2 separate regions of the Homo sapiens genome follow, and region 1 is linked to region 2. A link is an interaction called in ENCODE POLR2A ChIA-PET data of the cell type or tissue named here. Cell type or tissue: IMR-90. All regions are shown on one strand. Each heading gives the region's core, and the rest is flanking DNA. Links, peaks and the distances in the headings are about the cores only. Region 1 overlaps SNAPC3 (small nuclear RNA activating complex polypeptide 3). Region 2 has its middle 21 kb from the start of SNAPC3.

Region 1 (4,396 bases), core at 79-4,078, 53 kb after region 2:
CCCCAATGAGCTACTGCTTATGTGGGTTATAACTATCACTATTTATAATATTAAACATTGAAACTAAGAAGTATTTGAAATATTAATCTCATTACATACTAACATTTTGTGAAAAATATTTTTCAAAACACAATGAGTGGCATTGTTACACATTTTGCATTTAAGCTAAAGTGATGCACATCATGTAACCTGCAGAAAACTGATCCCTTATGAAAATTCAGCGTTCCTAATCTCAACATGTGTCAAACATTTTGGTCTTCATCTCAAGATGGCAACTGTCCAGTTAGTTGGGTGAGCTAGGTTAATGTGAATTACTGCAATCACAAACTGTTTTCTGTAGTTTTTAAGTTTTTGTGGAAAAATGATATATCCTTGCCTTTTCCCCCCTCAGAACTATCATTGAGTGGTCAGAGTCCCATGATAGAGGCTATGGAAAGTTTCAGACTGCTAGAATGGAAGATTTCACCTTCAATGACTTGTGTATTAAACTGGGTTTTCCTTACTTATACTGTCATCAGGGAGACTGTGAACATGTCATTGTCATTACTGACATAAGGTAGGTGACAGCACTTAAGACATTTTGTTACCTTTTTTTTTCTTTATTTCAGAGTACAAAACCAGAGATAGTTTTTTTAAAAATAAGAGGAGTAAAAGTAATAACCATTGCAACTTGGCTTGGGAGCAGCAAAAATACTGTCTTCTTTCCATGCAAATACCAACTCTTTCCATCCATTTGCATCCTCTATTGTTCATTATTTTGGAAAATCTTTAAGAAATACTTTACTATTAGACGGTTAAAAATCTGTTAATACTTTAAAAAGTATCTCTATTTTGTATTAAATAGCTGTTATTCAGATATAGTACTTATCCATTTATATATAACATTGCAACTTTATTTTTAGGTTTGTCTTTTTGCCAAAATTTGAAGAAGATAAAAGGGAATTGGAGGAAGAGTAATTCTAATATTTGACAAATGTGAAGTCTTAATGCTTTGACAAAGATTTAAATTGGGAAGGAGCTAAGATAGTCTAAAATAAGACTTAGGGATGAGTTATAAATTTTAGACAGCTAATAGCTCTATTCCATGAATAAGGCTATTCATTTCCTCTTTATTTAGGAAATCACAGTTTAAGAAGGAATACTATGTACGAATAAACCCTGCTCCATTGCTGGTTTGATTCCTTATGAGAGACCATTTAAAAGTTTTTTGTGGAACAATAATGTACCTGTGTTTGACCAGTAATTAGAAACCAGTAATTACTGGTATTAATTAGTAATTTATTATACCACTAATAGAAACTGATGCCTGCCGGGTGCAGTGGCTCACGCCTATAATCCCAACACTTTGGGAGACTGAAGTGGGCAAATTGAGCCCAGGAGTTCGAGACCAGCCTGAACAATATGGTGAAACCCTCTCTACAAAGAATACAAAAATTAGCTGAGCATAGTGGTGTGTGCCTGTAATCCCAGCTACTCAGGTTAAAACGTGAGGATTGCTTGAGACCAGGAGGTCAAGGCTGCAGTGAGCTATGATCATGCCGCTGCATTCCAGCCTGGGTGACAGAGTGAGACCTTGTCTCAAAAAAAAAAAAAAGAAAAAAAGAAAGAAGCTGATGCTTTCAGAAAGTCCCTGCTTCCATTTTTGGTCTTACTGACTCTTCTCCAAAATTTTGTATCCCATGCACTCCATCTCAGGAAACTATCAGAAGATGTAAAAGTGCTTCACAGAAAGTGTAAACCATGAACAAGAAAGACATGGAATGCAACACAGAATAGGTTAAATAGACATAAAAGGGATTCTCAGAATTATGGAAAAGTGAAATCCCAGTGTGAGAGCTTTACACCAGACCCAGAGATTTGATCAAGGGTCTGGAGCCAGGAGCATACAGAACTCAGGAAGGATGTCTGGGAGGAAAAATAGAACTGGTAGACTCCCGGTTGTTCACTGTTCTGTCAGAAAATAGGGGACTGAATTCGTGACAGGTACACTGAAAATTAAGCAAATGGGCCAGGCCCGGTGGCTCACGCCTGTAATCCCAGCACTTTGGGAGGCCAAGGCGGGCAGATCACGAGGTCAGGAGATCGAGACCATGCTGGCTAACACAGTGAAAGCGTCTCTACTAAAAATACAAAAATTAGCCAGGCGTGGTGGTGGGCACCTGTAGTCCTAGCTACTCGGGAGGCTGAGGCAGGAGAATGGCGTGAACCCGGGAGGTGGAGCATGCAGTGAGCTGAGATCGTGCCACTGCACTCCAGCTTGGGTGACAGAGCAAGACTCCATATCAAAAAATAAATAAATAAGAAAATTAAGCAAATGCAAATGGGAGAGAATTAATAGATTAATAGCTACAAAACAAAATGTCGTCCAACAGATGTCAACTGTGTGGCTTAGGTAGAAGTAGCAGTAATTCGTCCTGAATTAAATATCTGTTTAACCAAAATTATGGTAGTTCTGTGGTGAGAAGTTGAGGAGCTAAATTCTAAACAAACAATTAAGAATGGAAAACAATTGCCCCTAGGGAAGAAGAATGGGGAGGCAAGAGCCAGAAGAATACATAAACCTTGGATTTATATGACTTTTAAAATTATAGACAGTACATTTATGTCTTTGATGTTATTAAAATTTTATATCAGCAGCCTGGCATGGTGGCTCATGCCTGTAATCCCAGCACTTCGGGAGGCCAAGGTGGCCAGATTACTTGCAGTCAGGAGTTCAAGACCGGCCTGGCCAACATGGTGAAATCCTGTCTCTACTAAAAATACAAAAATTAGCCAGGTGTGGTGATGGGCGTCTGTAGTCCCAGCTACTTGGGAGAGTGAGGCACGAGAATCACTTGAACCCGGGAAGCGGAGGTTGCAATGAGCCAAGATCGTGCCATTGCACTCCATCCTGGGTGACAGAGCAAGACTGTATCAAAAGAAAAAAAAAATTATATAAGCTGTTCTGCCTGCTCTTCCTTTCAAATGTGGGAAAATGTGCTGGCCTTGTAATAAACATAAGATGGAAGGCAATCCCCTATTCTCTCTGATGGCCTTATTTTTCATATATTTTTCTTTTTTTTTTTTTGAGACGGAGTTTCGCTCTGTTGCCTAGGCTGGAATGCAGTGGCATGATCTCAGCTCACCGCAACCTCTGTCTCCTAGGTTGAAGCAATTCTCATGCCTTAGCCTCCCAAGTAGCTGGGATTACAGGCACGTGCCACCTTGTCCGGCTAATTTTTGTATTATTTATTTATTTTTTTGAGACCGAGTTTCGCTCTTGTTGTCCCAGCTGGAGTGCAGTGGCGTGATCTCGGCTCACCACAACCTCTGCCTCCCAGGTTCAGGCAATTCTTCTGCCTCAGCCTCCCGAGTAGCTGGGATTACAGGCATGCGCCACCACGCCCAGCTAATTTTGTATTTTTAGTAGAGACAGGGTTTCACCATGTTGGTCAGGCTGGTCTCGAACTCCCGACCTCAGGTGATCCGCCCACCTCAGCCTCCCAAAGTGCTGGGATTACAGGCGTGAGCCACCATGCCAGGCCTAATTTTTGTATTTTTAGTAGAGACGGGGTTTCACCATGTTGGCCAGGCTGGTGTCGAACTCCTGACCTCAGGTGATCCGCCCATGTCGGCCTCCCAAAGTGCTGGGATTACAGGCAAGAGCCACTGCGCCTGGCCTTTTCCGTACATTTCTTATAGTGTAGGCCTATTTCTATAAACAACGTGATTCCAAGGCTGAAGGATAAAAACATGACCATTAAACTCATGGTAACTTCTTGATACAGTGATCAACAAAAGAAACATGATTTGTTTGAGTGTCAAAGACAAACAATTTACACTTTTTTTTTTTTCTTGAGAGGGGATGTCACTCTGTTGCTCAGGTTGGAGTGCAGTGGCAAAATCATGGCTCAATGCAGCCTCAACCTCCTGGGCTGAAGTAGTCGTCTTCCCTCAGTCTTTCCCATAGCTGAGATTATAGGCATATGCCACCATGCCTGGCCAATTTTTCTATTTTTTGTAGAGACAGGGTCTCACTTTGTTTCCTAGGCTGGTCTTGAACTCCTGAGCTCAAGCGATCCTCCTGCCTTGGCCTCCCAAAGTGCTGGGATTGCAGGCGTGAGCCACCACATCTGCCCTTTTATTTTTTTAAATGGTTTACATTTATTAAGAGTATGCAATGTAGGGCTTTTTAAAAGGCCATTTATAGAAGTCATTTTTATCTTACAGGTGGATTTAATCATTCATTGCCATTCCATAATACCAACTATCAAAAGGTTAATTATTTTCTGATGGTGAAAGTTTTAATTTTAAAAAAATCAAATTTTAGAATTGTTAGAGACCTTTAGAACAATTTTGTGTAGTCCTTTCATCTTTCAGAAGAATCTGAAGTCTGTCATCATTTAAAGGATTTACC
Region 2 (4,396 bases), core at 178-4,177:
TATTCCCTTTCTTTCTATAGGATTTCTTGTGATGTCCCCTTTTTGACTCCTGATAATTTTAATTTGTCTCTTCTCTGTTTTTTCTTTATCATTTTCCCTCAATTTTATTAGCCTTTTCAATGAATTAACTTTTGGCTGTAATAGTTTGATCTGTCTTTTCTGTGATTTATCTTTCTTATTTCCATTCTTATTGGTTCTTCTACTTACTTTTTGTTTATTTTTTTTTCTAGCTTCTTAAGGTGGAAACTCAGAGCCTTAATTTGAAGGCTTATCTATTTTCTAATATAATCAATCATTTTAGACTATAAATTTCCCCCTAAGTGCTGCATTAGCTACATCCCACAAATTTTGATATGTTGTGTTTTCATTATCATTCAGTTTTAAATACTTTAAAATTTCTCTTGGAATTTCTTTTCTGACCTGTAGGTTGTTTAGAAGTAGGTCATTTGCCGGGCACGGTGGCTCACGCGTGTAATCCCAGCATTTTGGAAGGCCAAGGCAGGCGGATCATGAGGTCAGGAGATCCAGACTATCCTGGCCAACATGGTGAAACCCTGTCTCTACTAAAAATACAAAAATTAGCCGGGCATGGTGGCGCAGGCCTGTAGTCCCAGCTACTCAGGAGGCTGACGCAGGAGAATCACTTGAACCCAGGAGGCGGAGGTTGCAGTAAGCCAAGATCACGCCACTGCACTCCAGCGTGGATGACAGAATGAGACAGTCTCAAAAAAAAAGAAGTATGTCATTTAATATCCAAAATATTTGGGCTTTTTTGTTTGTTTGTTTGTTTGTTTGTTTACTAGAGACAGGGTCTCACTCTGTTACCCAGGCTGGAGTGTAGTAGCACCATCATGGCTTACTATAACCTTGAACTCCTGAGCTCAAGTGATCCTTCCACCCCAGCCTTCCCAGTAGCTGGGACTACAGGCACATGCCACCATGCCTGGATAATTTTTAAATTTTTTTGTAGAGACAAGGTCTCACAATGTCGCCCAGGCTGGTCTCAAACTCCTTAGCTAGAGCTATCCTCCCGCCTCAGCACTGAGATTACAGGCATGAGCCACCATGTCCAGCTTGGGTTTTATTTTTTTTAAAGATATCTATGGCAACTCATTTCTAGTTTTATTTTTCAGTGGTCAGAGAACATACTCTGCATTACTTCCGTTTTTTGAAATTTGAGACATATTTTATGGCCCAGTATATAGTTTATCTTGCTGAACATTCCGAGTGACTTGAAAAGAATGTACACTCTGCAGTTCTTGGGTTAGTGTTCTCTAAATGTTAATTAGTCCAAGTTGACCTAATAGTATTGCTCAAATGTTCCATATCCAAGATTATTTGTCTTTCTGTTCTATCAATTATTGAAAGAGTAGTTAAAATCTTCAGCTATAATTTGAACTTAGCTACTTTCCCTTTCAGTTCTTCAACTTTTTGCTTTTGCTAGGCCTTGCAGATCCTTGCCTTACATACACGCATTTCAGCCTCAGCCAAGAAGCCCACAGGAGCTACCCCACAAACATTTCTGGCCCCTTTCTTCTCCATTCTCCTTCAAGTGCAGAGCCCTCTCAGTGGTTCATTGTCCCACAAATTCCAACTCTCTCAGCAGCTTCAGAAGCCCCTTATTCTCTTCTTGGGCTCTTTACTGTGCAGTCCAGAGAGCTCCGGCAGATAAACTTGGAGCTCACCTCACTAGTTTCCCTTCTTTAAAGGATTATAGCCCGTATCTGTCATCCTGAGCCTGAAAATAGTAGTTCCATATATTTTGTTTAGATATTTTTAAACTTTATTTTATCTTTTATAAATAGAGACAAGATCTCTCTATGTTGCCCAGGCTGGCCTCAAATTCTTGACCTCAAGCAATCCTCCTGCCTCAGCCTCCCAAAGTGCTGGGATTACAGGCATAAGCCACCAAACTCAGCTAGGACTTTGACATACAAAATATATCAATAACAAAAACAAAACCAACTCATAAGGAACAATATAAAGAAGAGTAGAAAGCATAACTCGCTACTAGTTGCAGGTTTTTGTAGTTCCAGTGACTAAATCCCTGTCCGTCATGGTTTTGGGTGATGGATCCCCACCAGGTTACTTAAGGGTGTATGTCCACTCCTTGAGCCCTGAAGGCTGGGCAGTGAGCCAAGGCCGTGATGACCAGCTGAAAAGAAAGTGTCCCTAAGAACCTAAACATTCCAGAGCATGTCTGGGAACATACCAAAAAAAACAGTCTCGTCGCACGCAGTAGGCAAAGGGCAAAAAAAAAAAATAGCTTAAAAGCAGTTTACAGATGGGTGGTAGAGCAGTTCTCCGGAGATGTCCTGCTGCTGCCCAGGAATGCCCTGTCCGTAAGTCCTAATTAAGAATAACTAGACTTCTCTGGGTCATTCTTTGGTCTCTTGACTCCTTCCCAATTTGAAAGGATGTTCTTCTGTACAGTCCTGTGTCTTTCCCGTAACACACAGGCAGCCATAGAGAGCAATCACTGGGTGAGAAATGGAGTTTGGAGTCAGGCAAATCAGAATTCAAGTCCTACTCTCAGCATTTGCTCCTTGGATAACTTGGTACAAATAATGTGTATTTTCCCCAGGGTTTAGTTTTATCATCTTGAAAACAGAAATAATAATAGGACCTAATTCCTAGAATAGTTTAGAAGATTAAATGTACCAGATATATTGCCTGGAACCCGGAAGCACTTGATAAATAATAGTTTCTGCTTTCAATGAATTAGTTTTCATGGAATCAGTCCTTTTCCTTATTTTGTACCCCTACTACCCACCCTACACAAACAAACAAAATGCCCAACTTACATAAGGGTGTTAGTGTATGTAGCAGACCAAGTGAGGAAATGGGCAGGATTTAAATCACAGAAACCTAACACCTTAAAATTGAATATTAGACACATCTACTCCTATAAAGGTCTTTCCATTACTTCCAGGAACCTTGAGATCTAGCCCACCACTCTGTTGCTGAGCCCTCTCTACCTATTTCTATGCCATCCCTCTACCTTCACAATTCTGTTAATTTCTTGTGCACATAAGTTTGCCTCACATTCTATCCATAAAGGTCTTTTCAAATACAAAAATTTTTCCCAGAAGGATATTTTTTCTCAGTTGTTGATATAACTTTCTTTCTTACTCATTTACATTTGGTTTACATTTTGGAATTCTGAATAAGTACATCATTTGAAAAAAAAAAGGTTTTCATTTCCAAAAATTGGGAGGAGGGTAGTATAAAAACTTCTATAGACCAGAGAAGTATAGAAGACAATATGCCAAATTATACTTTAGAAATTATAGGGGCCAGGCACAGTGGTTCACACCTGTAATCCCAGCACTTTGGGAGGCCGAGACGGGCGGATCATGAGTTCAGGAGATCGAGACCATCCTGGCTAACACGGTGAAACCCCATCTCTACTAAAAATACAAAAAAATTAGCCAGGCATGGTGGCGAGTGCCTGTAGTCCCAGCTACTCGGGAGGCTGAGGCAGGAGAATGGCATGAACCCGTGAGGCAGAGCTTGCAGTGAGCTGAGATCGCACCACTGCACTCCAGCCTGGGCGACAAAGCGAGACTCCATCTCAAAAAAAAAAAGAAAGAAAGAAAGAAAGAAACTATAGGTAAGTTGCAAGTTTCCTTGGGAATCACACTGGTGTGGCACTCAATTCTGCTTCTTTAAATCTCATATTTTATGTGTAAAAAAAAGCAAAGAAGTAGAGAAGAATGTCAAGGATACTGGCATATTTTTGTGGAGGCTAACAAAATGTGGCAACAGTATGGCATAGATCTGCAGACCAAATTAAAGCTCTCTAAGGCAGAAGTGATCTCTAATTGCCTTAAAGGCTGTAAAACCAGAGGCAAGGCATTTTTAGAGCAATGGAAGAGCCTAGATGTCATCTGATCAATCCCTCACTTTACAGATGAGATACGAAGCCACCAGCTAACTAACAGCACAGCTGAGTTAGAGTGGAGGGTTCCTGACTCCAAGTGCATTCTATTGTCCCTGATTGGCTGGCTTGTAGTCACTATCAAGACAGGTACCATGGGCCCTGTGTGCATGTGATAAGACTCAAGAGGACCTAGAGGGCGCTGTGATAGGGAAAATGTGATCACTGGAGGCTCAGATAATTTTGTTCATGTTACTTTACCTTCCTCTGCTTAAATTAATTTATCTATCAAAAGAGACCTAATCCTGGAAGGAAACTTTAGGTGGTGGGATATATTTATGGCGTAGATTGTGGTGATGTTTTAACGGGTGTATACTCATCACCAAACTCATTAAATTGTATACATTAAATATGTACATCTTTTTGTGTGTCACTTATACTTCAATAAAGTGTATTTTTAGGCTGGGCATGGAGGCTCATACCTGTAATCCCAGCACTTGGGGAGGGCAAGGTAGA

The links. Peaks named below come from ENCODE experiments on the same cell type or tissue, not always from the same donor. Only the 100,000 strongest peaks of a DNase experiment are listed, where the experiment ranks them.
Region 1: POLR2A ChIA-PET joins it to region 2 with 5 read pairs; 2 of 35 experiments call an interaction of 5 or more read pairs at or near these places.

Annotation. Positions count from the first base shown.
Region 1 is chr9:15,452,650-15,457,045 of GRCh38, forward strand. It overlaps SNAPC3 (small nuclear RNA activating complex polypeptide 3), which reads left to right. Exons shown (of 9, transcript NM_001039697.2): 7 at 392-556. Among named protein-coding and RNA genes, the nearest start is that of SNAPC3, 32 kb to the left of the region's middle. In IMR-90, for the core only: no CTCF peak of the experiment used is centred there; no DNase peak of the experiment used is centred there.
Region 2 is chr9:15,399,299-15,403,694 of GRCh38, forward strand. No RefSeq gene overlaps it. Among named protein-coding and RNA genes, the nearest start is that of SNAPC3, 21 kb to the right of the region's middle. In IMR-90, for the core only: no CTCF peak of the experiment used is centred there; no DNase peak of the experiment used is centred there; H3K27ac peaks cover 1,581 bases.